2 separate regions of the Mus musculus genome follow, and region 2 is linked to region 1. A link is a loop called in an ENCODE intact Hi-C map of the cell type or tissue named here. Cell type or tissue: gastrocnemius. All regions are shown on one strand. Links, peaks and the distances in the headings refer to the core of each region. The heading gives the core; the rest is flanking DNA. Region 1 has its middle 210 kb from the start of Lmo7. Region 2 has its middle 59 kb from the start of Gm41233.

Evidence for each region. Hi-C counts contacts between places; a loop is a spot of excess contacts. Peaks named below come from ENCODE experiments on the same cell type or tissue, not always from the same donor. Only the 100,000 strongest peaks of a DNase experiment are listed, where the experiment ranks them.
Region 2: it touches region 1 in a loop (13-fold over the local background); 35 of 42 quality-filtered maps call a loop at or near these places.

Annotation. Positions count from the first base shown.
Region 1 is chr14:101,934,974-101,951,592 of GRCm38, forward strand. No RefSeq gene overlaps it. Among named protein-coding and RNA genes, the nearest start is that of Lmo7, 210 kb to the left of the region's middle. In gastrocnemius, for the core only: CTCF peaks have their summits at 8,057 (motif pointing right) and 11,944 (motif pointing right); DNase peaks (open chromatin) are centred at 6,282, 8,106, 8,300 and 11,926; H3K4me3 peaks cover 761 bases; H3K27ac peaks cover 243 bases.
Region 2 is chr14:102,502,617-102,519,235 of GRCm38, forward strand. No RefSeq gene overlaps it. Among named protein-coding and RNA genes, the nearest start is that of Gm41233, 59 kb to the right of the region's middle. In gastrocnemius, for the core only: a CTCF peak has its summit at 8,017 (motif pointing left); a DNase peak (open chromatin) is centred at 8,007.

The DNA.
Region 1 (16,619 bases), core at 4,191-12,190:
CCATTATGGCACTGGAAACTGAGCTCAGGCCCTGAAGAGCACCAAGCTATCCTCCTGGCGACCCTGCCCCAAGGCCCCCTCTCATGCCTTTTAATTCTATTTAAGTGTGCACACCTTCTTTATTACATCTTACATATCTTTACTAAGGAGCAATTGACACATAAGACAAACTGCATATGTTTATATTCAGTGTGTATAACTTGGCAAGTTTTGGTGTGTGACTTCCTGCTACACTATTCCCACAACCACGATGGTTCTGTAGAAGTTTAATCTTAATCAATAATTTTATTTCCGATAATGTTATGATTTTGAATGTGCTTTTATGGCAATGGAAGTGGCTGTTGGATCAGCTTTTAAAGATCTATTCTTTTTTTTCTCCTAGGGAGTTTGGAAAAATATCTAGAGCAAAAGCAGTGCTTTAAGACAAGAAATATGGATCAAAAATAGCTAATATAAAATGTTAGTGAGCTTTGAATAAAAATATAAGGACCCTTGGCTCCTTGGTAAAAATGCAAATACTGCGAGAGCTATGTTAGAGGAGGCTTAAAATACATACTAAAGCGTTAATACGGGAGGAAAATAAGAATCAGTTCCAGAGTGTTTGGTTGCTGAGTAATTCTTTTTATTTCCAGTTATTAAAGTAATATGTACCTATTAAGGACATTTTGCCAAATTCCCCATAGCATTTGGAACGTAGCCTACAGCTCCAAACGCCAACGAAAGCACCAGTGTTTGAACTCATTCGGCATGCGCGTGTTTATCCTGCGACTTAGCTAACACTGGCTGAGTTTTCCATAGTCTTTTTTAAATTTATTTAATTTTATTTGTAATTCAGTTTTTACACTCGCTATTCTGTTTCCCGCCCCTCCCTGTCCACCCTCTGACTGCTCCACATCCCACACCCCCTCCCCCACCCCACCTGACCTCTAAACTCCCTGGAAGTCCTTTTCATCATGCATGTTACTCAAGCATTCTACCCCAGGTTATACCCCTAAGTCTCTGTTTCTTTTTATTTAATTTTTATTGGTATTTTTTTTATTACACACTGTCATGGGTCTCATGAGGATGCTTTTATCTAGGAGTATCATATGCTTTGATTGTGTTCACCCTTCAATGTCCCCTCCTCTCCCCAGACAATAGAACCTCTACTTTCATGTCATATGTAAAATATCATTGTATATGAAATGTAGCATCTATAAATAAGAAAAAACATTTGATATTTAATGGGATGGTTTCCATTTGCAGTTATTGTACATTGTGTGTGTGTGTGTGTGTACGTGAGAATGTGAGCATGTAGTGCCACTGTGTGAATGTGTGTGTGAGTGTGTGAGAGAGAGAGAGAGAGAGAGAGAGAGAGAGAGAGAGGGAGAGGAGAGAGAGAGCGCGCAAGAGCAAGCAAGCAAGCGAGCCAGCCCACAGAGCTAGTTTTCTTCTTCTACCATTTAGGTTGGCAGCAAGCATCTTTAACTCTCTGAGGTACCAACCGACCCCTGTGTTCTTTTCTTAAAATAATAGTTTATTTTTCCTTATGGCAAACAAAACACCACTGTGTGTATATATACCACATTTTCTTTACTCACGTGTTTGTGAACACCTAGGCTGATTTGATAATTTGAGTTTTATGAACAGAGTTACAATAGAAATATCTCCTTTGGTTCTTTTGGGCATAAACTCAGGAATAGTATGGTTGAGTCCTATGGCCATTCTGTTTTCAGTTATGTGAGGAATCTCCATGCTGATTTCCATGGTGACTAATTTACATCCCTACCAACAGTCCATAAGTGCATGGTGGTACCCTTTTACCCACATAACCTCCCTCTCTCTCTCTCTCTCTCTCTCTCTCTCTCTCTCTCTCTCTCTGTGTGTGTGTGTGTGTAAATTACAGCTGGACAATTTCTAAGCTGAATGACTGACTTGTGGGCTAAGTGGGCAAAGCAGACAAGATTGATAATCTGTAGCCAAGCAACAGCCAAGATGGGGTTGCAGAATCATCGAGAATCATTCAGGGCGTGTGTGAGTGGCATTTGCTAACATTCACTCTGTTCTACAGAAACTAGTACAAACTATGCCTCCCTGCAGTGGTAGAAGTGTGGGAGAGAAGTTAGAAGGGATGGCTTCTTGGTTCAATATTGCTTAGAAGGTGTTTCCAGTCACAAGTATTCGTGAACATAGTGAATCATAAAAGAAGTTTTCACTCCATAGGTATGTTAAAGTGTGAGTCATCTTTGATACTAAATTAAGGAAGGAAAGTATTGTGGAAGCTAAATTTGTTCTGTTTAAGGATTTAATCTTAGTACTTTGCTTGAAATATTCCTCAGTATCAGAGTGATTTCTAATCTCTAACACCACAAATGGAACTGTCTGAATTTCAGTGATTAACAGCATAATAGCTACCTTTGGTGTCTAATAGGATGCATTGTTGCTGGGACTTTATTTTTTTAAATAGCACTTTTACATCCTTCCGGGCAATCTGGAAAAGGGATTAAGAAGGCATGCTCTCACAAGTCCAAATTCATGCCAATGGATATGGATTTAAAAACTCATTTGTGCACAGATATATGCGTAGAGTCAAGAAAGCAACTTTCAGGTGATTCTTTTAGAAACACGTGAGCCTGAAGGTCATGGACACACTCACTTCAGTCCATGGTCAAGGAGACCTGGCCTGGAAAAGGAACACAGTACGTGAAATACTGAGAGCTGGGGTCACTGAAGGAGTAGAGATGTCTCAGTGGCAGTTGTTACTTGATTTTGTTCAGAGCAGGTATGATTCTAACGAGTCAAGCATTCGGGGGGGGGGGAATAAATACATTTCTGAGTCAAGTCCACATCCCATGGGTTTCTCTCTTTTGTATTCTCACCAAAACCTTACGCAGTCTGGCCTGTTCTGCAGAGGCCTGGGCAGGTCAGCAGCTCTGCTCGGGGTGACAGCCTTTCAGGAAGTGAAGGAGACTATTTGCCATGGTACCAAAAGATAGAGAAAAGGAACAATTTCCAGTATTCTCCTGGACAGTGAGATGCTGTGGTTTAAAATCGTTTAGTGCACATATCATAGAGAACAGAAAAAGAGGAGTCTGAAGGGTCCCAACACAAAGAAGATGTTTCAAGGAGATAAAAATATCACAGAGACTTGTTCATTGCGCACAGTAGGTATGTACTGAGTTATCACCCGAATCCCATAAATCTTTACAGTGATCATGTGCTCACTTAAATACACTTAAGGTCTACAAATACCAGATGGAAAATGCCACGGGACCGAATGAGTTCCAGAAGTACTTTCCGGAGAGGGACAACCGGATTATCTTCATTTTAGGCTTTTTGTCAAATGTCATCTAGGAGGATTATGGTGACCAGTTGGAGTCATTCTCTGAGGTAGCTTTATGACTTTAGGGTACATTTCAGCCTGCAAGTACTTTGTGTTTTGTTTTGTTTTGTTTTGTTTTTTTCTCATTTGTTAATTCATTTTGGACCTCAGAGCAATACAGGTTTTATCTGGGCATAGGATTGTCTGGTTTTAGTTGTATCACCAGTATTCAGAATAGTGACACAGCTGAGCAGTGATGGTGTATGCCTTTAAGCCCAGCACTCAAGAGGCAGAGGCAAGCAGATCTCCTGAGTTCAAAGCCAGCCTGGTCTACAGAGTGAGTTACAGAGAAACCTCATCACAAACAAAGAAATATGCCATAGTAGGTGACAATAAGCAATGAATAACAGAAATGTCGTGGTGGGACTGGGTAGGTAGGTGGCTGAGGGGACTCAGCCTACCGGCATGCTGAGACCCAGACAGCTGGAGACAAGGTAGATTAGAAGCCAGAGAGGAGACAAGCTGCATATCAGGGATTGAGCTGAAGCAGGAGAAAACGCTATTCACTCTGTGTGTGGGATTTCTATGGTCAAGTCAACATGGATAGAAAGAAATTGACTTCCTACTCAACAGGTAATCAAGAAGTTCGATTTATCTCACAGTTCAATAATGTTGAGCTTCTCGTTCATCTCAGCCTATGTGACCGTTCGCAGCATTGGCTCACCCTGAGAGCAATAAATTGATTGATACTATAATGGTGACAAGATTTTTCACTCCCTTGTCTATTGAAAAGACTGATTTTCTATTTTTTCTCCACTGTGTAGGAAGTCTTCCCCGAAGACTTCACCAAAACACCACAGTTATGGATAGAGCTTGAGTTATTTGCTTATTTTGAGCCAAGAGTGATCTTCTATTCATGTCCATCAGGATTCCTACTTTTAGCTTGTCAGAACAGCCTCCAGCCATGTTCGTGTTAATCTAGGAGGTTATGATGGAATACATGTTGGGGTATCAACCACAGTTTTTATTATAGTTAGCATTTAGGAACTTTCAGAATACCTTATCTTGATCTCAGAGGGTTTCTTAAGAATCAATACATAGAGAAAGGAGACAGGGCAAAAGTCATGTGTGGACATGTTCCTTAGTCACAAATGGCATATATTCTACCAACTAGAAAAGACTGGCTCAGGGCAATGGTGAGGAGAAACCTGGTTACTTTGCAAATGCCTGCTGTAAAATCTGTGAAAGACAATTTCATCTTCAAATTTCTTATATAAACTTCAGGACTGCAACACATGAATTGAGTATTCTTTTCCTACAGTTAAACTCTAAACTCGTAAGGTTTGGTGTTAGATGCTACATTTAGGTGACTTGGGAAGTTCTTATTTTGCTTTGTAACTCGATGAAGCTCTTTGCTACTTACATTATAAAGACCCTTAAAGTACTTTATGGACAGTTAAATTTATTTTTTCACAACTTATTTCTGCAGAGGATTATCCCAAGTAGATTAGAGTAAAAATAGAATTTACTGCAAATGCCACAGTAGAGCCTACAAAGATCATAAATTGATATATTTTTGCATGCTATTTATTTCTTAAAATTAGCTCCAAAAGATTACTGTGTTACAGGTTTGCCTGTGAGACACTGACTATCCATGTTTCCATTTAAACCGTCCATTTGTTAGGAGCACATTTGCCTCTTCAACCTACTACACAGCACTCAGGGAAAGTCCTTTGGAGTTGGTCTGAGGGATTTTGAGTTCAAGTCCTTGAGTAATGGAAAGCTCTTCTTACTTCCAATCCAATTTAGGATGTCTGAGCCGTGAGACGCCCTGTCTGAGGCTGTCTGAGACTTAGGTTAGAATGCCCACAATGCTTGAGTCCTTGTCTCAGGAAGACAGATGAAAGTGGCCTTACAGAATTCATATCAGGGCGTGTTGAGCACTCTCTACATGTCAGAACTGTCCAAAGTAGGACAGTGCATGGCGGTTTCACATTATTAAGTACAGCTGTGAACAGTTGACTTCTTCTCCCCATACGGTCAAACCCCATTTTCTCTGAGGGAGAGGCTTTCAAGCATAATTCAGTCTATGCTCTGCAAGTTTTTCAGATTAAAATCAGCCAGGTAAGGATTTCTCCTCTTAACAGGTAGCCACTGAGCACTGGCAATGTATGCACGACTGTGCAATGAGTCATTGTAGGCCCTGTGTGTGTTCCACTGGTTTCTGCAGGGATGCTAGAAGCATCACCATTCACTGAAGCACGGATGGAGGGTGTGTGCTACACGGTCTAGCCATTGTCAGTTTCCGCTCCCACCCTTGGTCCTAGCTCAAAGCTCTTGTGTAAACATTACTACTCCCCACATCTACAAAGTTGACAGTCTGGGGTGCTTATTTACACATTTTACAGCTTTGGATGAGACAGTTTTGGGGGAAATTATTCAGTATACTTATAACTACTTTGATATTTGCCAGCTAAAAATCATGAATTAATGTTATTTCATTCACGGTTCTGCTTCTTTGAGGGGAGATTAGTGTAGTTCCAACTATAAATACTAGTGTTTATGAAGTCATATTTATAAATACATACTCTTACCCAAAAGATAATAAAAAGGCACCTGTGGTCTCCGTGGGCTTGTCGGTTGACAGACGTGTTTTCTGTGACCCCAGTGGTGCCTGTTTCGCTGGAAGGAAAGTCACCTGCTCCGTGAGTAGAATACAGAATGAGCTGTGAGGTCGTCCGATTCTAGGCAGAGGATGGCAGAACTTGTTTAAATATTAAAACATTGATTTACATGTATTTTAATGTTTGAAATGAAAATTTAAGCTTTCCCAATATCTCATAGAGGCTGACATAATGCTGGTTTTGACAGTCCCATTTGTCACCCATGCACTACACAGGCATCTCAGGACCTGACTGGGAATGAAGCACAGTGTGCAGGGCTTAGCAGCAGTGCTGCCCTTGGTCTTTAGCTTTGAGCACATCGCCATGACTTGCAATCTGCTCTTTGCATCTCCCTGCCAGCAAAGCAGTGAAGCACATGAGGAAGATGAAGAATTCATTTTTACAGTGCTGGTCAAAGTCAATGATGTGGTCCTCCTGAGAAGATGTAAACGCAGCAACTATGTATTGAAAAGAACATGGCGAGTCCTTTGTCAGTGAATATTACTGGAAGAAGCACAGAAAATGTTGCCGAAGAAACAGACGTGGAAACTAATAATTCAGTGTGGAGGGTGGCTTTACAGTGCAGATGTCTCCATCCCTTCCGGAGTTTGCTAACTTATGACCCAGTGAGGAATCCAAAAATGACTTCCCTGTGAGCCAATGAAAAGGAAAGCACTCTAGAAGGCTGGATACACAACAGTGGATTACTTCCCTATTAAAGACATTTGGCAGTAAAATCATGCAGTCCTGTCCATTGGCTGAATCGTTATTTCAGAATAAGATGTTCCCAGAATAATGTTACCCCTGTACTAGCTTTGTTCCACTTATTGCAGGTTTTTATCATCAATGGAATTTAAGCCAGAAATCCCCAAAGGTGGTTAGTTTTCTGAAAGCCAGATCCTACCAGGGTGTAATAGCACTGTCTACACAGATAGGAATTGGCCATGGTTTTTCTTAGCAAGTGTTTGATGGCTGTTTTCATGATTTCCTTTGGCAATAGCTGAGGTTTCTGTGTTTTCCTCTACAAAAAGCATTTCAAATCTGTCTATCCAGCTCACTGACGAGTGGCCTGGTCTTTGTTTTCTAGCATAAACTTAAAAGTTAAGTAAGCTTTATCATTTCTTTGTAAGGTAAAGAGACCAATTTTAAAATGTGTGAAAAATAACTCCTATTTGAAAAAAAAATTGTAGGCCATTTTTAAATTCGTTGTTTATAAAGTCTTCATTGTTAAGAGGTCTTTTGGAGGAAAGTAAATGTTTGACAAGTAACCAGTCTCATTTGCAACTAATATTTTTGAGAAAAGTTTTAAAGGCCACACATCTAGTAGAGCCCCAAATACCATTTTTTGCTTGTTGTAAGGGTAATTAGGGTCCGAGTTTGGAAACCGGGAAAGAGCTGTCTGTGGTCGCACCTCTAGGTCTACAATCTTCGCCCTCCTAAGGCTAGAAAAGAGGCAGAGACTGGAGAAGCCCAGGAAACTTGGGAGCTGTGTAACCAGGTATAGGCCAACAGCAGGAGACCCTGTCTCACACAAGATGGAAGGCGTGGACTTGCAAGTGTTCAAATTCCACAAGTGTGCAGTGTCACACTCATATCTGCTATCACTCAAACATGTGCACACACATTCACACACACACACACACACACACACACACACACACACACACACACGAGATTTAGAAAGATTGCTTTTTTCTTTCATCTTTAGCATATTTTAATAATATGTAATATGATTTTTGTGGGAACAAATATGTTAAATGTGCACATTGGAGGCTATATGCATTCAAAACAAAACAAAACAAAAACAACTGAAATGCATTACTAAAAATGGAGAGGTCCAAGTGTTTCTGGCCAAACAAAAGACAGAAAGTAAGATGAACTGGGGAAGTCATCACCTTACATCTTTTCAGCCCATTTTTCATAATTTTGAAAGAAAAAAAAATCCCCTCTATTTTGTAAAATGTTGAGCTGCTGAGACAAGAGAGAATGGGTAGAATTTTCAAAAGTCCGTAAGAAAAAGCACGTCTGCAGTAGCATTCTAAGCCCTTTCTTTGGGAGTTTTCAGTTTGCAGTTTGCAGTTCTTTTCTGCATTCTGAACACTAGGTGGCAGTGTGGACACAGGAAGGAGGCCAAATGCTCTCCCTCCGTTTTCTTTTAAGGGCTGGTAATTTACAAGACAGATGTTGCACAGCTAAGTTCGTCCATATTAGAAGTCCAGGCACTGAGCACTGAGTCCTACAGGACACGGGCTAAAAGATTAACATGGTTCTTAAAGGACAAGTATCTGGAGGGCAGCAACATCCTCCTCTGGCTTGGAGCTCTGAGCTTCAAGGGTGTGCTGGGAGAACAAGGCTCTCTCTGGCTTAGCAAGCAGGGCTGGACCACTGTAGTCCAGAGCTGCCCTGTTTCGTGGAGATGGTGTTTCAGGAGTCGCAATGCCCTCCCAGCTATTGAGACCACAGTCTTTGCAGTGGGGTGTGGTTGCAGCCATTTCTGATTTTCTTTGTGGGAAAGTCAATTCTCTAGAACAGTGGTTTTAAAACACTTCCAGTTTGGTTTTTTTTTAAATCTTTTAAAAATCATCCACCCCCTCTCCAAAAACAAAACAAACAAAAAACCTAGTGCATCTTTGAGATGTGTAAATACTAGAATTACCTGTGATCAAAATGAAAAACAAAAAACCGTAACCCCTACCCCCAAACAAAACAGTCAACCCAGTAGGCAAAGGCATTAAACACAGGAGTGTAATTGCTGGGTTCTCCCTTTGTTTTGGATTCCCAGGGCTGAGTACCCCCCCTTAGGCAGATTGGTAACCCTATCATTTGTTTGGGCATAAAAAAACAATCTAAATATGTAAACATCTCCATATATCTACATATGGATGTGTGTTTACAGATGTGAATGGTGCACAGCGGTCTTTCTCTGGATATCTAAGTAGAAGTCTGAAATATCAGCCCCCTATGGTCATTATGCAGCTCTGACAGCTGGCTTGATTACCAAGATGGCTCATGGAGTGTGGATGCGAAACCCGTGTCCTGTAGATCAAAGGAATGAATCATAGACTGGATAGATGGAGCAGGGTGGTCGGAGACTCTTACCATGGCCTCTTGGAACAGTTTGAAGTGTGGGAATTGTTTGCTGGTCATTGGTAGTGAAGCCAGGTAAAGCCAAGCCCCAGTTCTGAAGGAGTTAACCTTATCTTTTAACCTCTGAGTAATGAAGACCCACTACGTGGAGGCCTTGCTCTCTGTGATGCAGAAAAACAGAAATGTCCTCGATGGAGCATAGGGAGAGCCGTACTAATGTCAGGTGAGCGCTGCCGAGTGCAGCGGGCGAGGTGGAGGGGAATGGGTGAGCTTCTAGTCTCTATGGGGATTGTCTTGGATTCCTGAGTCCAGTGATGGCTAAACAGACATCTTCATGAGACAGAGGAGTGGGCACTGTACATTTTACTGAGGGAGGGAAGAATCAACTGCTTTGAAGACCATGGGTAAGAAAACACAGACAAGCAGAGGGAGACCACAGACGCTGATGCCTGTGGAAATTCATTGGCCTCTTCTAGAGACAGTGTACAGTTCGATAAGGAAATAGTATGTTTTAAAATAAAATAGTTTAGTTTTTTGTTAGCATGGCTGAACAAAATACTGATGGGTGCTCTGTTTCTTTCAGCTTCACACATTTGGATTATGCCCTGTCAATGTCTGAAAACTGCAATACCAGAGAGGCATCCCTAAACTTCCTTTTTTTCACTAAGAGTCTGTAAGACTGTCCCCACTGCCTTGCTTCTGGTGTTTTTCATGTTGAGTTTGATTTTCCTCCTATGGCCAAACTTTTCTAAAGCTGGGTACCACATTTTCTTTTCATTTGGCTCTGCCCTCTTCTTTCTGCAAAGATGATATTGTGGATAGAGCGACTTGAAGGAGGAGAAGCGTTTCCTGGAAGCCGGTTCTCTACAAAGAAAGTGGTCGGATGCTATGTAAAACTCATTACAAAGCTGCCTGGCATTTCACAGAGAAAAATCTTTAAATCTAAGCTTAGCCAGGTCCCCCAAATGCCCATAGTCACCCTGTTGTGAAAGGTCTAGTTGGCTATGATTACAATAGTTTTCTTTTGGAAATTACTTTTTTTTTACTTTTTATTAATTTTATTAATTTATTATTATTATTTTCTTTATTGTTGTTTTTTATATCTTGATTGCTGCCCCCTCCACGTTCCCCTCCTCCTCCTCTAAGAGTGTGGGCCCCCCTGGATATTCCCCCACCTTGGTACATCAAGTCTCTGCCATACATTAGGGATGTAGTCCATGATAAGGGAATCAAACCCACGACCACACCCTAACCAACTGAGGTAACCTGTCAGCAGCTTATGAAATCTTGGGGGGAAAAGTTTACATACATGGGTGTTTTGCCTGAATGATGTGTTTGTTCACCATGTGCACGGAATACCCAGAAAGGTGAGAAGAGGGTATCAGAGTTCCTGAGATTGGCGTCACTGATGGTTGTCAGCCTCCACATGGGAGCTGGGAATCAAACCTTGGTCCTGGAAGAGTAGCAGCGCTCTTAATTCCTGAGCTATTCTCTAATCTGATGGAAGTTACAAAATCTTATGACCAGTCATTATTGCCATTTGAAAAAGGGCTATGCATCTAAAACCTCATGAAATCCACAGTAATTCACCTATGCTGTGATGAGCAGCTATTCCTACCCAACTCTGAAGCCATTGTAGAAAGAGAAGCCCAACTGCATGGATTTTTTTCTTGACACTAATATAATCGAGTATACCAATATACTAATATAATCTATTATACTAATATACTAATGTAATATCCACAGAAGGCAGTGTAGACAGATTTCCCATCTCCATGTCAGGCCTCACCAGTGTGGACCATGGGTCCATGCTGTGAACACAACTGCTCAGGGATGGTGTTTTACTGAAAATGTAGAGTGAAGTGCCATGAAGCTCAGGAATTAACATTCCTTGAGGACACACTTGACCCTGCCCTTTGATCCCCGTGGTTTTCGTGTGAGCAAGCCACAGGTCATGTCAGGTGTCTTCCTCAGTCACTCTCACTTTTACTTTGTGAGACAGGATCTGCTATTGAACCCAGAGCTTACGTGTTGGCTAGACTGGCTGGTCAGCAAGCCCTGATTACCCTATCTCTGTCTCTCTAGCTTCAAGAGTATAAGGGTACACATCATGGCCACCTTTGCTGCCCTAGCACTTGGGTTATTGGGGTGACACCGACCTCAGCTTTGTTTCTGTGGTTGCTGAGGGTCATACACAACAAAGAAAAGATTTTACCAACTGAGTTACTTCCCAGCCTGCCCTGCCCTGGTCAGCCAAGTCTTTTAAAAACCATATAAACCCCATTTGTAAAGTATGCAGAACACACAAGAACCTTTTCCTAGCCTAAGCTACTTTAGAGACGTCGCCACTCACTGCCTTTTCTGCAGAGAGAGCTCTCAGAAGTTTAGACAACATCAGTTGAAGGTTCCATCCTATTGGAGCTTTTGATCCGTTTTTCTACCATTGACATCCCCCATCAACATTAGAGCTGCCTGGTTTTCTTTATTTCTGTAGTTGTTTGCATCATGAAGAGCAGCCTAACAAATCTCATCTCCTTGTACCCCAGTTTCTCCCCTCCGAAAAAAATGGTCATTATAATACAGCTCATGTAGCGGTCTGGAGCAGTGACTGACGTTTTGAATGAACAGAACATGGCGTGTGGTTATTGAATTTGTCCAAGTTGCTTTAGTTTTTCAAGCTATTTTTTAACCATCACACACATTCATATATCCTTGTACTGGTTTGAGGAAGAACATGAGGAAGGGAAGAGTTCTGAGATTGAGGTTCCAGCCCCACCCTTCAGACATGACGGCCTTCACTTCATCGCCCCCAGGTTTCCCCTTTCTAATCCGCAAAAGAGCCCTTTAGGAGCGTAGCCCAACCGTCTGCTGAAGTGAGCTCCTCTTAACACTAGGGGGCAGGCAAATACAATCCCTGAAGTGTGTGCCTTTTAGACACCAGAAATAATGAAAATCTATATTACAAAATGTAAAATTTGAAATAAAGTTGTAATTCTGATAGAATCTTCGGACGCACTGTAAGCTCTCATGTTTGAGCATTGCCTTTATTACACGCATACGACAACGCTTAGCATTTATCTAGTGCTTACCGTGTGCAAAGGCACGGCGCAACCCGTTCCTTTTAATAATAACTACATCAAACTCTGCACCCTGGGTGGCGTCCAAAATTATCTAGAGAGATCGTGAAACTGAGGATAAGCGAAAGTCACCCAGCTGGCAACTGGCAGAGCTAGGACTGCAACATGCATTAAGTGACTACACTTAAGCGGGGTTCTGTACCGTTCCCTGCCAGTTCCCATAGCCACCATGGAACCCTCCCACCACTGGGACTGCAGACAGCGTCTCCCCATCACTGTTGTCACAGAAGGGAGGTGATGTCATGGAAATATTTCGCACTGTGCATGAGTGATTCCAATTCCATAAAAGCTCAGAAGCCTTGATTATATTAAATATCAAAATTAAACCATGAAATTATTTGGGAGATGGATATTGGATTCACTTGCTCTGACGGTAGTCTGCTAGACCAGCACAGATAGATGCCTGTGTTGTCTGTCCCCAGATAGTGTACCACTCTTGTTAACTACCTCCTGGCCTTGCCTGTCCCCCTGTCGTTGCAAATGCTATGACACTCACCATGGCCTGCCTTCCCTCTTCTGTCATATTCCCTTTCCCAACCTCAGCTGGGGGTTTTCCATGAGCCTCCATTAGATCTCTTGTAACAGTGTGTTTCCTAAAAATCATCTTTTTATTTGAAGGGTCTTTGTCTCTTACCACTTAACAGTTACATCTATTTTTTTATTATTTTTGAGAAATTCATGCATGCATAGAAATCCACATTTCTCTCCCTTTCAGTTCCTCCCCTGTTCCCAGCATTGTCCTTTGCCTCCCTACTTCATGTGCTCGTGGCTTATACACTCATTGAGTTCACTTAGTGTTGGTTAGCTGTGTGTGCATGAGTGTAGGACTGTATCCTGGGGCATGGGCAGCTTTTCAGGGGCTACATCCATGAAGGAAACTGACTCCCCTTCCCCTAGCAGCTACCAATTGCCAACAGCTCCTCAGAGCTATTGAATGGAAGAGCTCCATGGATCCCTTTCCCCACTCATGCTGGGATTTTCATTGGCTTGATCCCTCCTATGTGTTTCTGGTACAGTCACAGTTGCTGTGATCTCATATGTCCATCTGCCTTGTGTCTGAAAAACACTGTTTCATTATAGCTATCATTTACCCCTGGTTCTTTTAAAAAAAGATTTATTTATTTTATATATGTGAGTACAGTGTTGCAGTCTTCAGACTGCACCAGGAGAGGGTCTCAGAGCCCATCACAGATGGTTGTGAGCCACCATGAGGTTTTCAGGGAATTGAACTCTGGACCTCTGAAAGAGCACTCAGTGCTCTTAACTGCTGAGCCATCTCTCCAGACCCACCCCTGGTTCTTAAAATTGTTCAATGCCCCCTTCCATGGTGATCTCTGAGCCTTGGGAGGAGGGGTATGATACAGCTATCTCGTTTTGATCCTAGTACTCCGCCATCTCTTATTCTCTGCACTTTGACCAACTGTGATCATGGGAGCCTAGAATAATAGTAAAATCAGAAATTAGAAGTATTAGAAAATATCAGGACTATCCCAGAACAGGTCAGGCCAGTGACAGACAAACCTGGATGATCATTGCAAATTCTCCTTTAAGTTATAATAAATGCTTCCGTGGCTGCTTAAGACCAATGAATCTTTTGTCACAAGGGAAGAGAGGTTGCATTCAATAACTGTCCCAGTGATCTGGATAATTATTTGGAGGCTACCATCACTTGTGGGAACATCTCCTAATAACTCTCTACTTTTCTTGTGAGACGTGCCTCTTCCATTTCCTGGTTATTTTCTTGGTTACAAAGGTCAGTTATTTAAACTCATTCTCTGTGTGTGTGTGCATGTGTGTGTATGTGTGTGTGTGTGTGTGTGTGTGTGTGTGTGTCTACATGCCCCGGTTCTCTTGCACAAGTCAGAGGGCAGCCTTGGGTGTCAGTCCTTGCTTTCTACCTTGTTTGAAACAAGCACTGTTGTTCATCACTGCATATGCCAAGCATTTATAAGCAACTCTGCTCTAATTGCACATGATCTCCAGGAATCCTGCGTCTCTGGGGAGGCCTAGAGAATATAGGCCAGGGAATGTTAACTGAAGGCTTGGAAAGGTCTCCATACATACAGACAGCTATGGGAAGCCTTCCACTGTCCTGGGTAAAGACTTTTCAGTATGGCTGCTTTGGAGTCACCCGTGTTCCCTCTAGTAACCCTTCTCCTGTGTCAGTGAAGCCAATGAGCTCACTGCTCCCCCTAGTGAACTTTGGTGGAATTGTACCTAGTTTTGTTGGTATATTATAAAGAGGGTGGAGGGAAGTGTTGAAATTGAACTTACAGGAGCATGTCCTGCTGTCAATCTTATATAAGTCCTGGTGATCCAAAATAGGCTCCTTAAATTTGCATAGCCAGTACCTTCACCCACTGAGCCCTCCCCAGTTGTTTGGGCACCATAACACACCACAGGGTCCTCCCTCCCTCCCTCCCTCCCTCCCTCCCTCCCTCCGTTCTTTCTTTCTTTCTTTCTTTCTTTCTTTCTTTCTTTCTTTCTTTCTTTCTTTCTTTCTTTCTTTTTCTTTTTAATTTTTATTTTCTCTTTTAGGGAGGAGGCTGCAAGGGCAGAGGGCAGATATGAAGGGACAGGGAGATAAGTGGGCCTGGGGTGCATGGTGAGAAATTCACAAAGAATCACTAAAAAGTTTTAAAAAAAATACAATAAGAAGTGTATTATTATTTTTTTAAAGGCCCAATAAGAAAGTACTTCATTTGTGTTGCTTTGGAAAGAGCTTTCAAAAACAGACACAGAGAAGTTTGAATGGAAATAACAAAACATTAAATGAATCAAAGGATTGCATTTTCCTGAGCAGGTATTTTTCATTCTGAAAGAGGCTGGGTTCCATGAAGCCAACTGCATTTTGTAACAGACTTGATTGCATCCTATGTGATAGGTGTTCTGGTCTTCTTATTAGCTTTAGTTAGTTATCTACTTAATGTGTGTGTGTGTGTTCACAAGCATATGTGCCACGGCACAAGTGCAGAGATCAGGAGCCAACCTCAGGAAACTGGTTGGAGGCAAGCACCTTCACCCACAGACCCACAGACCCATCTCACAGGCTCTAATTTCTTGGCTTTTTAAACTCACAAAACTTCAGTTATTTTCTAGTAACTCATACATAATGATATTTAATCTCCTATCACACAATTATGGCATAGTGTATAATTGCAAAATCACAATGGATTTAATAGCACTTTGCATTGGTATCTCATAAATGAGCAGTTATATAAGCTGTATAAGATTAAAAGCAGTAATAGCTATGTGTGTGAGACATTATGGTGCTGAGAGTGTTTGAGGTGGTATTTTTTGAACACATGGATTCTTCTACCTCTCTTTATAACATGCTATCCTAATAGCCAGTGGGTTCATGACCTCCGTATTGGGGTTCTCCACTTTAGAGGATACAGACACGAATGTTGAATGGGTGATTTATTAACGTCTCCCACCCATGTACCTCAATATTCTCTTGCTGAAATTTGTCTTTTCTTTGTGCCAAATACCAGCTACATATGACAGAGCCCATCTTATTGACTCCAGAGTATTGTGTGTCCCAACAGAATGATGTCAACCACTGGAAGAGCGTGAGAGAACAGCCAGTTTCTAGAACCAGGGATGAGGATTTGAGAATATTTTTTTTTGTTTCCATTTGTTCGTGACATAACGACTACAACCTGGTTTTTTCTTTTTTTATTATGCATAGCTCATAGGGACAGAGGGAATGCAGTTAATATGAAAGGGAAATCTGAATACAGTGGCCAAAAGGTATTTCAACCTCTGAAGAAAGCTGTACAGTTGCGATAAGGAAGTAGACATGATGCTAACTCGTGTTTTTTTTTTAATTTATATAAATTAATAATAAGCTCCAGTTTTCTTACATATGCTTTATTATTTTGTTAGTGGATAAAACTAAGAGCACCTCAGCTGTGAGGGAATGGGCAGAATAGTGAGAAGGAAATAACTCTTGTTTTTCCTCTCCCATGGCTAGCCTGACCTGTAATTTATGATTTGGATTCTGGCAGAGCACCCCCAGGGCCATGCAATACCCAGTGTTCAGTGGTGTGTAAAGAATTCTTTCCAAGTGGCTTAGATGAATATGTAATGACTTTTCCGTACATTCAGAATACTGTTTATTCCTGGAAATCACGGGAGAGGAACTGGAATCATGACCATATTAAGTACCATAATGAAGCACAGGGTAGCCGATGGGCCCTGGGGCCAACAGCTCTGTACTATCGATTCACTTATTTGGTTTCCTTGTAAAACGTCTGTGACCTGAGCCATGGCTGTGGAATACAAATGCAGGTTCTCAATTCAGGTCAAGCAAGAAGAGTCTTTCTTAGGCGGATCTGAGTGTTCTCTGGGAATCCAAGAGGAGACCATTCAGTGTCTCAGACCGTGGGAATCGGTGTTTTCTCTTGACTCCCAATTGAGAGCTTCTCT
Region 2 (16,619 bases), core at 4,623-12,622, 570 kb after region 1:
ACACAGAGAAGGTGCAGAAAAAAAATTAGGTAGATATTCAAGTAAGCTGGAATGTAAATTACTGAAAAAAAGAGAGAAAAATGAACTTCAAAATGGTAATCTCAATCTTCTTAATGCTAAATACTTCTTTAATTCAGCTAATTCTGGAATAGAGTGGGGGGTCTGACCTGCATCAAATGAAGAAAGCGCAAAGCCAAATTTTGCTGTCAAACCTACCAATGGGTAACCAGACAGTGATTTAGTGAGAGGCAACATGGTGCTTAGTAGGTTTAATTTTGAACCATTAATAATGGAAAGGGACAGGGGATTTGAAGTCGATATCAAAAATAGTTAGAAAGTTTAGTACACTTTCTCCAGAAGATTAATGCCCATTATATACTTATACATATATAATATTACCTTTGATGGTGTCATATCTCATTTAATATATCTTTTAAAATGAAAATAGGGCCTTAGTGATGGCTCAGGGCATAAAGACACTTGTTAACAAGCCTGAAAACCTGAGTTGCATCCCCAGAACCTACATGGTGGAAGGAGAAAAACAACTCCCTCCATTTGTGCTCTGAGGGCCACACTCCTGCCAAGGCACATCTTTCCCACAAGCACACACAGATAGATGTTTTGAAAATCTGAGAACACAAGTCCACCTAAGTGTAAGAAAAGACAGACTTCAAAAGTAAGCTGGACAGGAAATAGACTGGAGGGATTCCAGGCTGAAAACAATGACCATTTTCTTTAATTTTCTGGCCACCAATAAGGTCTTTGTCCATGTCATTGTTAATGTTACAAATATTCATTAGTGTGCACCATAATATATCCTAGGCACCTAGATGTGCAGTGGTAGAAGGAAACAGAAATGGCTTCTTCCCTAAGGAAACTTTAAGTCTCATAGTCTTCATTCCCTAACAAGGTCATGAGTATTCTTCATGAATTTAATGAAATCGCAGTTATTTTCTTTTGCTCAATACTTTTTCCAGAAAATGTATGTGTTGTTTAAATGTTTGTTTTCATGAGAAATGGAACAAAGGAGAGTCAATGGTGAAAAGAAAGAGCATCAATGGAGAAAGAGCAGGGTGTTCCCGTATCTTCTCTCCAACTCTGGATTTAGACATATTTATCTCCTACTGTGGGAGTTGAGGACTAGGAAATGCTGAATAACCCTGAATAACTCTGAGAGTAATGAGGTCACAGGGTGAGTGTGGTCAACCTTCCTCTGTGCAAGTACCCACTTCAGGTGCTGCTTTACCCCTGAAAGTGTATGTGTGCTAGTATCTTACCTACTGGTAATTAACTTTAAAGTTTACATCCTATCTTAATCAGGGTTTCTATTCCTGCACATAACATCATGTCCAAGAAGCAAGTTGGGGAAGAAAGAGTTTATTCAGCTTCCACATTGCTGTTCATCACCAAAGGAAGTCAGGACAGACACTCGCACAGAACAGGAACGTGGAGGCAGGAGCTGGTGCAAAGGCCATGGAGGGGTGCTGATTACTGGATTGCTTCCCATGACTTGCTCAGCTTGCTTTGATTATAAAACCCAGGACTACCAACCCAGGCATGGAACCACTCACAAAGGGCTGGGCCCTCCCATCTTGATCACTAATTGAGAAATTACCTTACAGCTGAATCTCATGGAGGCATTTCCTCAAGGGAGGCTTATTTCTCTGTGATAAATCCATCTTGTGACAAGCTGACAAAACCAGCCAGCACACATCCATAATGTATGTATGCATACGGGTATATATATGTATAGTACAGCAGAGTATTTCATAGGTATAAAATGAAAAACCAAGTTGAGAGAAAGGTGTACATAGTGTTGATTGCTCACCAGTGCAGTATTGTAGAATCACTTGAGCTATGGAAAGTATTATTCCAAAGACTCCTGGCAGTATAACCCTACAAACCCATCTAGCATCCATGTCCTCCTGAGTTCTCGATGCACAGTAAGCAGTATTCTTGGGGGTGGGGGGTGGCGGGGAACAGCCCTTCTATCAGAAAGAGGTATGAAAGTTTATCTTTTCTGAGAAAAATGAAAAATGTCTAACAAAATGTGGTAGGGATTGAAAGTAAGATCACAAAGATAAATGGGCCTTCCTGGGAATACTCAGCCTAGAATGAAGGAAGAAATAACTATCATGGACTTTCTTTGATAATATGCACCTCTTGCTGTTTCTTTCAGCCATTCTCTTAGTGAAAAATTTTGTTGACTATAATAAATCACAAATATCAAAACAAATAAATAAGCTAAAACTAAAATTTCTATTCCTGCAAGAATTTCTTCAAATACATGAAATTAACAAAGAGATTTTAAAAAATCTATTCATGTGCTATTTTAAACTTTCCTTTGAGTTTTATATCTAAGATCAACATTGTTAGTCACAGCAATTGCATTATCATGACGTACCTGCAAATAATTGGATTTCTTCACTACTTTAAGTGCTGTGTAAATTTGATTAAAATTAATTATAATTTTTTAATGTTGTCTAGTGTCCTGTGATTCTTCCCATTTGTGAAATTTTCTTAGAAATGTGCAATAACTGTGTTTGCATTTGGCTTATCTGAGCTAAGATAAACTTCATATCTTAAAATTGGTTGAAACAGCTTTGAAATAGCTTTTAATCTATACATTATTTCACCATTCTGGCACATAACACATATTTATATACTTATTCACGTATATATGAACCATATATACATATATATACATACACACACACACACACACACACTTGGTGAACAAACTGAACTATTTATTTTGTAAGATTTTTGCCTAACTTTCTGGCTTTCACTATTGAATCCCTCTGGGAATACACTAAGTCTGAAGTTTCAACTGTTTCTAGAAGATAAATTCCCATGGCATATGTCTTTGTTTTCTATTTTTAAGTTACTTCCTCCTAAACTATCTCTTATAGATCCATCATAATGAGACATATTTCAAAAACTATTTATTAGGCTTCTGTTATCAATACTATATTAAGTATATCATGTGACAAAACAGTTAACTTCCCCACTAGAGCATGCACAGATGGGTAAAACACTCTCTGCTTGCTACAGCTTTCTCCGACATCCAACACCTCTTGCTGCTGTCTTGACTCCACATAGTAAAGTATCATTTGATTCACAGGCATTTGGTTATGAATTAAATGACAGCTTGGAGTGTGATGCTATTCTTATTACACACAAACACATGAACTACCCTGGGTGACTCCTTCAGCCCTCTTGTTCTAAAAATACCACCATTGGGTTTGCCAGTTTCCCTTGAGGATAACCTGAGTAGCCAAATCTTTGGCCAGGAGAATCTGACCACAACATCTGCAATCACTCATGGCTTAATGAGTTGAGTCTGCAGAAAGCCAAAATGTAATTGTATGTTTATAAGACATTTTTATCCAGGCCTCAAATTATTTCTTTTGTACTTGTTTCTAAGGAAAATGAAATCAAGTCTGTCCCAACTTGGTTTGTCTCCACAAGAGAACTGTGTGGTTCACATGAGAAACACTAAAATTCTTTATTCAGCAAGAGACTAATCTACGTGGATGCATCACACTCTGGGCAGGAATACCCGATTTCAGTTGTTGATTGAATCCACACTTTCCTTTAACACCACTTCAACTGTTCTTTTCAGATTCTAGATGTTAGCAAACTTTTGGCTAGTCAGAGGTGAATTCACCCACACTCTGTACTATATTTAAATGTAAAGTCGGAGAGTGTGATGCTGACATAAACTTTCACATATTTAAGGAAGTTAAGTTCCCATAGAAGGATTTGCTTTTTCAAAATGATTGGTGTGTGTGTGTGTGTGTGCGTGTGTGTTCTTCAAGTGTGGGGTAGAAAGTGTTCAGAAGAAAGTGTTGAATCCCCTGGAGCTAAGTTGTGAGATGCCTGACCTGGGTGGTGGGAAATGAACTCAGATATCTGCAATAGTGGTGCAATATCTTAACCACTGATTCATTTCTGTAGCTCCAACAGGATTATTTTTTTCGTCTTCTTCTTCTTTTTTAAATCTTTCTCAGTTTCCTCCAGTGTGTCTCTTCCATAATCAAGGCAGGTCAAGTGCCAGATAGTGTACTGGACATTTTATAGAGGACTTACTTCTTCATTATACCCCAAGTAACACATTCATTAAGAAAATCTCAAGTCAAAGTACCCAAGGAGCTAAAGGGGTCTGCAACCTTATAGGAGGAACAACAATATGAACTAACCAGTACCACCTAAGAGCTTGTGTCACTAGCTGCATATGTAGCAGAGGATGGCCATCAATGGGAGGAGAGACCCTTGATTTTGCAAAGATTATATGCCCCACTACAGGGGAATGCCAGTGCCAGGAAGCAGGAGTGGGTGGGTTGGGGAGCGGGGCAGGGGGTGGGGGTATAGGGGACTTTCAGAGAGGAACCTAGGAAAGGAGATAGTATTTGAAATGTAAATGAAGAAAATATCTAATAAAAATTAACATGAAAAAACTCACAAACAAAGAAAATCTCAAGTCTGTTGCAGTTGCTCAACTTGAAAAAAATCATCTTTGCTGGCTTTCTATTGCTTTTGCTTCTTACATTTATATTTCCCACAGCACAGCTCCAAGATGCTTACTTCCTATAAGCACACATTCTCAAATACATCGTTGAAGCTGCCTGGTCTTGCACTTAGGGAGGAGAAAGGGGAAGGGATACTGATTAAAATCCATTTCTGGAGATACAGAATCACTTCAAGCTAAATTCTACTTAAGATGAAGCATGTATCTGGTCTTTAACACAAATAAAATCAAACCCTAAGAGTAACTTACTAAATATAGAACAGAAAGCATAATCAGACTAGATGGCCCATCAACTGCCTATGCACAGCTTCTCCCCTGTAGAATTCTCTATTTCCTTTCCTTGACAACTAAATGTTCAATATGAACACAGCCTCTTGAACAAAAGTGTGACAACTGGTGACTCAGGTGAGTTAGAGCAAAACAGAAATGCTCACTTTGGGGATGCAGTAGATAAAAGGAACAGGAGCAGATGAGTAATGCAATTTAAATATTCCCTTTTCTGGTCTCAGTGGGAGAGGATGTGCCTAGTCCTACAGTAACTTGGTGTGCCAGAGGGGCTTTCCCTTCTCTGAAAAGGGGATGGAGGATGGGAGAAGAGGGGTTGTGAAGGTGGGACTGAGAGAATAGGGGGGAGAGGAGGCTGCAATCAGAATGGAAAGTGCATAAATTAATTAGAAATTCACATATTTTATCCTAATTAATAGCAGAACATCTATACAAATATAGAAGTCTTATTTGACCAGAAGACAGACCATAGAAAGATAGGAGAATCTCAACTTGATTCTTCACATTTTTGATAGTTCCCAACTTTATCCAAAAGGGAGGCAGGAAAGTTGGCAGCCTTAATTGGTCTGAGGTTTCAAGTCATAGGTAGAGGATGGTAGCCACTGACCAACCTCTTCTTCGTAGACCTGGAAGGTATATGGAGTGCTATTCTGAGTTGTCATCTCATCTGAGATTAAGATTCTTTGCTGTGTTTTATGACTGATGAAGTACTGTAACAAGAAAAAGACAAGTAAAGTTGTGTGAGCTCTCTGGGCTCATAAAGGAAGTTTCATTGTGGACTTCCTATTGTTTGCTAAGCTGGGGTTCCTTATTCACTATGTTTGCCTTTGTCTTTATTTATCATGCTTTGTGAAGAATATTGTTCAGAAGAAATCTGAAGAGCAACTGTGTTAATCCCATACCTTGTACAAACAAGTCCAAGCAAGACATCCTGGACAATGAATGAAAACCAATCACCAGACCACATAGGTCTTTTGCCTCCCTGTAGCTTAGAAAACTCAAGAAGAAATATAAGATTTTTTAATGTGATTGAAGTGAAGTTGTAGGCTGTAGTAACTGCTTCTCTTCCTCTAATATTCATATATTTGTGCTTCTCTGAGATGCTGATCTACAGTGCAGTTTCTGAGCTTCCTGCACACACACACACACACACACACACACACACACACACAGACAAACAAAACCAAAACAAACAAACAAAAAACAGGGTGGATCTCTGATGATGTGAAAAACTAGCATTGCTGGCATAGAATTATCAGAATGCAAGGGCAACCTGGAGCCAACTGGTCAACCTTCCCATCTTTCAGTCACATTTCCAGAGAAGTGCTAATTTGAAAACAGAGACAGGTTTAACTATGTCAGCACTCTGTGGAAGCAATTAGGCTAGTTTCTATTCAAATTTTAAAATATTTTTAAAAAGATACTCATTTATATGGTAAAAGAAAACTATTATTTGAAAGAAGAATACTAAAAAAAAAAAAAACCTAAAATTCTAACTATAATAATGATCAAGATCTAACGAAATGAACCTACACACACATAACACACACTGTCTTAGTTTCTTTTTCTATTACTGTAATAAGAAAATACTCTGAAGAAAGCAACTTAAGAGAGAAATTGTTTTTTATGACTCAGTGTAAAAGCAGAATATAACATTACTAGGTAATCAAGGCAGTAGGCAGCTGGTCACATGGTACTTGCAGTCAACAAGCAGAGAGACAATAAATGTATGCTCAGCTCTCATTTTCCATCTTATAGCATTCAGGATCTCTACCCATGAAATTTCCTACCCATAAGAAATATGACTATTCCCAAGTCAATTATTAAGATTATCCCAACAAGCAAGTCTAAACACCTATCTCAATAGGCAATTCTTAGTTCTGAAAAGGAGAATCTTGTCTCTCATACCCACGTGGACTGACCCAGACCTGGATATGAAATAAGTGCTTAATTTGTGCAAACTTCTAGGCACTCATAGAGCTCCTGACGAGACCTTTTACTCATTCTTCACAGCAAGTGTCTTCTTGGTAATCTCTTCTTATCCCCATGGTGCACAATATGAGACTTTGCTCTCCTTTACTTAAAGATATATTGTTTCTCCAGGAAACATATTCAGACAACAGTTTAGTCATCCCAAGTTATCCAAGGTGAGATACAGGAAGACAGTCATGTTTTTGCCAATCTTCAATAAAAGGATCACCTCCCTAATACCTACTCCTGTACCTTATCACCCAATACACCGAGCTGAGCAAGGTGGGGTAGCAAGCCAGTAAGCAGCACCCTTCCATGGCCTCTGCATCAGTTCCTGCCCCCAAGTTCCTGCCCTGTGTGAGTTCCTAACCTGACTTCCTTTGGTTATGAACAACCAATGTGGAAGTATAAGGTTGAATAAAGTCCTTCCTCCCCAACTTGCTTCTTGGTCATGATGTTTTGTGCAGGAATACAAACCCTGACTAAGACAGTAGGTAATATTGTTAGATCCATAACGACTTTGGTGGTTATATTCTTTTGCTGCCCCAGACTTTATTCAGCTCTTTCTTAATTCAGTTCTTCCAAAAAGTATAAACGAAATGATTTGTACTTGACCTCAGAAGATGTAAGGAAAAAAAAATCATATAAGCAGCATAGTAACAGATACTAATTTGAAAGAAACAATATACCAAAAGGTGCCATATGTGACCTAGAACAAGGCATTGTATTCTAACTTCCAACAGTGCTTTTGATGCCAATATTAAACATATCGTAAGTAGGGACTCTAACCTGTTAGGGACCCCAGGGAAGGTACTTGGCTAGTTGGGCTTTCTTTTTGTCATGTGAATAAAGAATATAAAACAAAACATTCAGATGAGCTCCCAAGACCACTGTGTTTATGGCCAATGTCTTCCTTCTCTAGAGTTAACCCCATGAGAAAGCAGGCACCATCTTGGATGAGTCATTCATACCTTCCTTTGCTGAGAAACCCTTTCTGTTGTCTTTTCCTTATGAGAATGATAAGGAGTTTCTGGACAAGCATTGACCACATCCTCTAGGTTATAACTTGGGGTTACAGAATAGAGTTTCAAGACTCTACAGATATTTTGATGACCACCCTACCGAAATACCTTGTAGCAAAACTGGAGACTGGTTGGAGGTTGACAGTACCCATCCTACCTGGGAAACCCATGTTCCGCCTTGAGATCCTGCAGCCTCTGCTGCCCCCTGGTGGTGCCTACTAAAGTTACCGTCCCATCGCTGGAGTCCAAGTTCCCAGTAAAACTCAAGAACCAACTTTTAAGATTTTATTGCACTTGGAGTACTGTGTGTAGAGCTGTGGCACAATGTCATAACATATGTTTTGTTAATATAAATTTAACATTCAAGAAAAAATATTCATTTTTCTTGAAAAAAGATTCCCTAATAATTAACCAAACATACATGGAACTGCAGCTAATTAAAAAAAAAAAATCAGAAACATGGAACAAGTGAAAAGTACCTCTCACTCATGCCAGAATTTTAAAACAAGAGTTATGGAGATCATTTAAAAACAGTTCAGATGAAGTTTGTTGATTTTATATCAATGGCAGTAATTTCCCCATCTTTAGAACACACCATTTGATTCTTAAAATTCTTTAACTACAAATATGTGGGTGCTGCCTCTGCTTAGCCCAAATTAAACGCACTAAAGCCTGAAATCAGCCTCCAAACACTGACACCATTGCATACACTAGCAAGATTTTGCTGAAAGGACCCTGATATAGTTGTCTCTTGTGAGACTATGCCGGGGCCTAGCAAACACAGAAGTGGGTGCTCACAGTCAGCTAATGGATGGATCACAGGGCCCCCAATGGAGAGCTAGAGAAAGTACCCAAAGAGCTAAAGTGATCTGCAACCCTATAGGTGGAACAATAATATGAACTAACCAGTACCCCGGAGCTAGCTCTTGACTCTAGCTGCATATGTATCAAAAGATGACCTAGTCGGCCATCACTGGAAAGAGAGGCCCCTTGGTCTTGCAAACTTTATATGCCTCAGTACAGGGGAACGCCAGAGCCAAGTAGTGGGAGTGGGTTGGTAGGGGAGTGCGGGGTGGGGGGGAGCATGTGGGGGACTTTTGGAATAGCATTGGAAATGTAAATGAAGAAAATACCTAATTAAAAAGATAAATTATAAAAAAGAGGAAAATTTAGGACTGCTTTATAGGCTCTAGTATTTCCATTAAATATGTTTTCTCATTTATAATAATGTCCACGAAGAAAGAAGAGTTATATTTGAATCAAGTTTTTTGAAGCATTCCAGAAAATGGCCTCTAAATTGCCATGATCTACTTATGAAATTCAAAGACTATGACATATTTCTCAACTTATCTATTATTTCTTTGCCTTTGACTGAGCGTCCACTAAAGAACCATTTTGTTTCTGAGGGTTTCATTTAAAGAAACGTCTGGTAATAAGATCATGTTCACATTCTAGGAGGACATCTGTTTCCAATTCTGTTCCTGGAAGCCAGGCAGAATTCTGCACAACTCAGATCCATTTGACAGTTTCTCATCTTTGTTTCCACTGGCGAAATGGCCTTCTTAAATGTTCAACTTTTCCCAAATAAATTAATACCTATAATTTGTGTTCATGTCTAATCTAATGTTCCCAAGCTGGGATAATTTCTACTCAACGATTCCCCCACAGCTGTTGGGTAGTAAAGGTGTTCTGTGCATTGTTTTTTATGTGGCTGCATATCACGATCAATGCAGAAACCACATTTTAATGTATCTGAATCTGTCTTCTTCGGATGCTCATAAATTGGATATGTACTCAGGGCCAGGTGGGTGGGTTTTTTTTCACTGTAATAAACTGTTGTGAAATCTGAGGAGTTATGATGTACAACCTTGGGCTACAAGGGGGTGCTTTTGACACTCAAACGTCTCCAGGAGATGGAAAATTCAATTTATTTTATTGCCCTTTTTAAAAGTTCTAAAAGTTTGGGAGAATTAAAAACTGCTCTTCATACTTCTTAGAAGTCTTAAGATCTGTGACTAGTAGGAATTAAAATGTCTACACCTTGTATAACATACAGAGATAATAAAAATAATTGATTTGAGTTGAAGCCAGGAATAGGATGACTGGTACTAACACAGACAAGAACCAGGGAGTTTCTGATGGTCAGATGCTCACCATCAAGATCTTCTAGACACCAAATGGATGAGCTGTTATTCTTATCTTCTGAATGTTGCTAACATTTCATTTTCAAGCCTGAAGTTGTCTTTTTTTTTTTTAAAAAGATTTGGGGGGTTTTGTTTGCTTGTTCTTAATTATATGTATATATAAAGGAGAACAACATCATGCAGAGTTATGGGCAAAACACAGAAAAAGACATCAGATCTCCTGGGGATTCAGGCAGCTGTGAGTCACCAGATAGAGATGCTTGGAATCACATTTACGTCCTTTACAAGGGCAATAAAGGCTCTCAACCACTGGGCTATGTCTCTGGACTTCAAATTGTTATTCATCAGTAGCTAACTTTGTAAATCCTTCTGCTTAATATGTTCTGGCCTCTCATAGTTACTCTGGATCCAAGACGAGTCCTACTTTTACTGTCTTCGTGATAAATCTTTAAACACTTTCCATCCAATCTGAGAAACACATGGTTTGGGAACTATTCATTAACCTCTCAGTTACTGACTTTTATGTCTTGATCAGGCCATACTGGAAATGGCAACTACTCACTTTTATATTACCTTAATTAGTCTAATGAGCAATGTGGTGATGTACAATTGGTTTAATTTTTCAATCTCCAGCATGGAAACCGTGCCTGGGACATAACTAGTGATAAGCATTATCAATTGAATGACTGTTGATAGCATACCTTAAAGACAGTCAATTCTATCTACACATGAAATTAAATATTATTTCTAGAACCCTAGATTTTACTGTAATAAAGAAATGTGCCCTTGTTTGCTTTTATAATCTTAATTCTGGGAACAATTTTGGTTGTACAAATACTTGCCTTTATTTGTCAAACTCTAGCTAAAACAATTTTTTAATCTATGGTGGTTACACAAAAAAACTAACTTCCAGAGATAACACTAATTAAATAGAGTTCACCAATCTTTTTTCTCTCCTGCTCTTAAAAAAAAAGTAATATGTTTAATCTTGATTACTAGGCTCAGATCTATGTTCTCACTAGAATTAACTTTTAAAACTTACATCCCTAAATATAATGATTTATACACAGTAAATGTTCAAGTATTTATTAAGTATGTAAGTTAATTACACAGAATATACTGAATAAATTAGTTTCTTGCATCTAATGTAGGCCAATTTTGTGTTACTCTGCTAATTCCCTATTATGTAAAATCTCCCCAAGACCAAATGTTATAAATCTCTGTGCTATTCTCCAATATTATCTATTCACCAAAGTTCTTGACACACAGAAATCAGACTCTTACACTCAGGCCATACTTGGACATTCATCAAATTGAGCAATGACACAAAGACCATGAAAATAATCTCCACTACACTAAAGCTTTTAAATTTTGACTGTTAGTTACACTCAAGAGCCTCACTCTCACCTTTCTTCCTAATTCTGGGAATCCATGACATCTAACCCCAGATCAAGGGAAAAATAAAATTTATAGCATGGAGAAGAAAAAAGCTCACAAAATGTCCATCAGAAGACCACAAGGCATTTGTGATTAGAACACTTAGCTGTTGATTCATAAAGTCCAGGGAATATTCTATAATTACGTAGCTTTATTAAGTATAGAACAAGATAAATTAAAAAAAACAATAAATAGCAAGTGACGAGAGGTAGATGATGATTGCTAGACAATAGATAGATAGATAGATAGATAGATAGATAGATAGATAGATGATAAGTATATAGAAGATATATAGAGATGCTAGATAAATAATTGATGGATGGTTGAAAGATAGATAGACAGATAGAGTTATATAGATTATAGATAGATGATAGACAGACAGACAAACAGATAGACAGATACATTAAATCAGATACTTATAACAGCCAGAGGAAATCAAATGGGAAAACCCCTTTAAGACAAACAGTTGAAGTTCTCAATAGAAAGATTCCCTCGCAGAGCAGAGTGTCCCCTTGTATGAGGCTCCCAAGTGATAGAAAAAAAATAGCAACAAATAGAACAAACATGTGAAGGTCTGGGGAAACGCAGTAGAAACTGAGAAGGGGGTTGAATAGTAGCTGAGATCTTGTTGATTTCAGTGGAGCATTCTCTGTGTGGCCAAGTTTCTCATGACTGGACTTCTGCCTTCTCTCTGTAGACACTTTAATATCCTGAGATAAACAATAACATCTGTCAGAAATGTTTAACCTTCTAGCTGCTCTGAAGGACACAGTGCATTTATTCTTGGGCTTTTTGCCATTCTCTCTTCCCTGTCACAGAGTTGAGATGAGGGGAGAGGAGGGCAGCTTATTTTCAGGCAGGGGACATTGGAGGACGTTTGCTATGAACATGCTTGGCCTGAAATGGAGCAGAGCAAATCCTGTTTTCAAAGCAGCTTTTCAGGGACCTTAAACAGCACACGATAAAATGCCAACATAATGTATATTGCACTTATTACTACAGTGCATATTACCTGGGACTAGTATGTTGTCTGCAGGTAGATCACAATTATAATACTCCTTTTACCTTCCCAAATTTGGTTTCGGTGGACGTGTGTGTGTGTGTTCTGTTTTCACTCACTCCTATCACAGTGTTAAGTGTTGCACCTTTATGTATATTCTGCCCGCTAGCCATTGTCATGGTTCGTAGGTGTTACAGCTCAGTAGCAATACTTTCTCGTCCTTTGGCAGCTTTCGTAGGATAATCTAGAAAGCAGGAAGGAGTCTTTCAGGTTAGATGCATCTTAAATCACTCAAGTCCTATGCCCTAAGTGTGCAATATCTTCAGTTCTAGGAGTTATTGTTCAACTCCTGAGAAACAACCAGGAGCTCCGTTGGCAATCTGTAGAGATTATCATTTAGATTACCCTGACCAGTTATTTAAAAGGAGGTTTCTTGTGCTGATGTTGGGGATTTTGTCAGTCTATGGTTCTTTAAGGTGTGTGTGTGTTGAACATACACTCATATGTATTGTGTGTAAGTTGAGGTAAACATAAAAAATGTGATTCCTTGAAGCTTTATCAAACTCACTTGGTGTTATTAACAAAGGTCACGTAGATATTACTTCCAGAATCAATTGTCCATCATATTATACTTGGAACCACACCTCAATGCTTCAGCCCTTCGTCCTGGGTTCCTTGCTTTCCTGTTATAGAAGACTGATCCATCTTTGTAGGTAAATCCTTGTTGGGAGGCAGTCAGATCCTCCCTCATTCCAGCAAGTCCTCAGAACTCCACTTTCATTTTCCATCCTGGGTAACTAATTGTTTTTTCTTGTAGCAGATAGATTCACATTTCTAATCAAATTTTTGTTAGGTGGTAATAAATTCTTCCCTTATTCTAAGACTCTAGAAATTTCATTAATAACTTATAAATACTCCAAAAGTCCACCTGCACTGTAATACAGAGGCATCAGGTTCTATCACTTCTAACAAACATACCTACAATAGACTCTGCAGCTTGGGCAGAAAGACTGACAACCTGGCATAGAGGGATCTCTGAAGGAATGTGGTAAAGACTCCACACCTCAGAGGCTACACAGTGGGCATTAAGCAATTAATTCAATGAAAAAAAAGATCTACTTTGTATTATGAGCCTCGCTTTAATGGAAGAAGAATTATTTCAAAAAGTGAGTGGATTACTAAGATTTTAAACATCTTCAAAGGCAAATTACCATAACCATCTGCCTTGAAATTTGTGAACTCTGGAAGTATGATTTGAGCTAATATATTCCAGGTTTCAAATTCTTCTACCGAAGAGACACTATTTATATATCTTATTCCCTTGAATATATAAAGTGCAGCCTTGGCTTTAGGCAAGATGCCCTGGGTGCTTTTAAGAGAGAGAGAGAGAGAGAGACAGACAGACAGACAGACAGACAGACAGAGACAGACAGAGACAGAGGGAGAGAGACAGAGAGAGAGAAAAGTCAAAGCTAGATAAGATAATTTTTGCAGAAGTCTCTTCATTAGTAATCAGTGTCATGGCAATGCTGATTTATGTCTGTCTTCTGAGTGGCTAGAACAGAATTCCAAACTAATGCCATTTCTGCTTTCAAAGGACTCTATCTTCTAGACCTCATTTAGCATGAGGATAGAGAAACACAGATAAATGTCTTATCAGGCAAAAAAGTAATTTCATGTTCTTGCAGCTCTTCCCTCTGTCTATTCAAATGCTAGATGCCCTTTCATCTTCTACAAATGGTTTTCTCTTAATCCGCAAGAAACTAACCCATTCTTCCTAACAACATCATTATATTTTGACTGAATTATCACAGAACAATTAAGAGCTGTTCTCATGTGGCACACACTTATCTTCGGCTGTTTGTTTCAAAATTTCATTCAGCTGTGCCCGCCACTATTTCCTCATTTTGTTGAATGCTTCTGTCAGCTCCCAGCAAAAAGAATAGCACAGTAGGGGGCAGGGCAGAAGTCACAGTACTATAAGACATCACTGCAGCTCCTAACAATGTTCTCCATTATAGTTCACTGAGCTAAAGACAATGCATTATTTTGTTAAATAGTGTTACTGTCACTGCAGCAAAATATCCCACAATATTAACCAAGCTGTTGCTCTGACACTTCTGTGTGTGTGAGTGTGTGTGTGTGTGTGTGTGTGTGTGTGTGTGTGTTTGTAAATCCCTGTTGTGTTATAGGTTATATTTTCAAGATGCACTTTACAAATAGGTTTAATGTGTTTTAAGGAGGTGTATTACAAATAAGAATAATGACTTTAAAAGAAGTCCTGAGACTTCATTCTTACTAGGTTGATTGCAAAGGATGTGATTTTCGACGATATAAATTAATTCTCCTAATTTCCAGTGTCTACATCAGAATAAAGGCTTGTGAAGATTTTAGTACTAAAATTAATGTGTCCAACTTAGGGATCCACTAAAGGAGACATTGTAAAAGGAGGAGGTATTGCTACCAGTAGATACAATTAAGGCATTTTGCCTCAGAATTCCATTAAGCCCTGGTGTTCTGATTTCACATCTATTGCTGTGATAAAATGTCCTTGACAAAAATCAATTTAGGAAGAAAAGAGCATCTTTGCCTTCCATTTTCACGCTGTACCCCATCCTTGTAAATCACAGAGCATGAGCTGGAGACAGCTAGTAGGTACATCACGGTCAAGAATGGAGACAAATACAGGAACCTATTCTGCCTGATTGCTGCTTCTGTTCTGATCTAGCTTTCTCCTGTTCTACACCCTTGCCTAGGGAATGGTGCTACCATCACTGGACTGGATCAGCCTCATTAACAAGACAATCCCCCACAGGTGTGTCCACAGGCCAGCCAGAGCTAAGAAATCTGTCATTTGGCATGTCTTCCTAGTTGCTCTAGGTTGCGGCATAATGACATTTAAACACACAAGGCAATAAAGATACAAAAACTCTGTGTGCATTTGTGTGTGAGAGAGACAGACAGACAGAGACAGAGAGACAGACAGAGAGAAAAAGGGGGTGGAAATAAATCTTCAGCATTAGCTGAAGGTTTGTTGTTTCAGTGGGCTTACCTACGGTCACAGAAATACTATTTCTTGTTTGCTCACTTAGGGAGTGTCTTGAGCACCATAGCTGTGTTCAGAACATTTTCTAAAATCCTTTGAGAAAACATGCTTGGGCACTTGTTTCTTTTGTTTGTTTGTCTTTGTTATTATTGTTTGGGTTTTGAGGTTTTTTTATGTTTATGACATGGCAGCATAAAGCATACTTTTAGTTACACAGGTATAGATCACTTTAAAGGACAAATGTGATGTCAGTTATTGAAACACAAAGAAGTCACAGTTTTACAATTGAGTAGAATCCTAATCTGGCTATTACTGCTAAATAGCTCAGAACTGTCTTGCACACTGTATGGGATTATACTTACAGCAAACTCTATATAGTGATTCCTCAATTTATTGTATAATAAGTGTCTTCTAGGTTAAGTGTTATAATTAGCCACTGGAGACATCAAGTAAAATATGCTTAGCATTCCTAAGCACTCAGACATGGTCCAGGAGAAATACATAAAAGGAGATAATTAGATAACTACTGCAGACAAAAGGATATAGGCCCATTTCCCCAGATTTTTCTAGCTGAGTACAGCTTTGAACTACAGAAAACCTACAAGGGACAACGTGAAGGCAGAAAGAGAAAAGGGATCTGTCTAACTAACAATCACAGGAAATGGATGGACGGCAGAGAGCACCATAAAACAACCCAGGGAGGCGTTGCCCAGCTCTGAATTAAACAGATGTCTTGCTTGACTATGCCAATTGGAAACAAAGGGAGGATGTGTGTTTATGGGAGCCATCAAGTCCCAGTTGAAAAGAAAACAAAATGTTTCTACATCATGTGTGATACCTGGTTCACCCACTCAAAGGCACGGGGCCGTTGGGCAGAGGCAGCTCTGGCTCTGAGGAGCCAGCCACAGCGAGCTATCTGGGAGGGGTTGCACTTTGTCCCTGCAGATCTGACACTGTTCTTACCAAGAGACCAGAGTGGGAGACTCATACCAGAAAAGGGGACCCAGATACAGTAAGACTGTCCCCTGAAGTACCCTTTGTCCTCTGAAGAGAGAGAAGACATCCTTCCCTCATGATGGACATCAGATAGCTCAGTTTGTGAGGATTCCTTATTCCTTAGCAGTCTGGTAGGATCCCAGTGGCCTGGACATATGCTGCGAAAAAATTAGGAGCATTGTAAAGA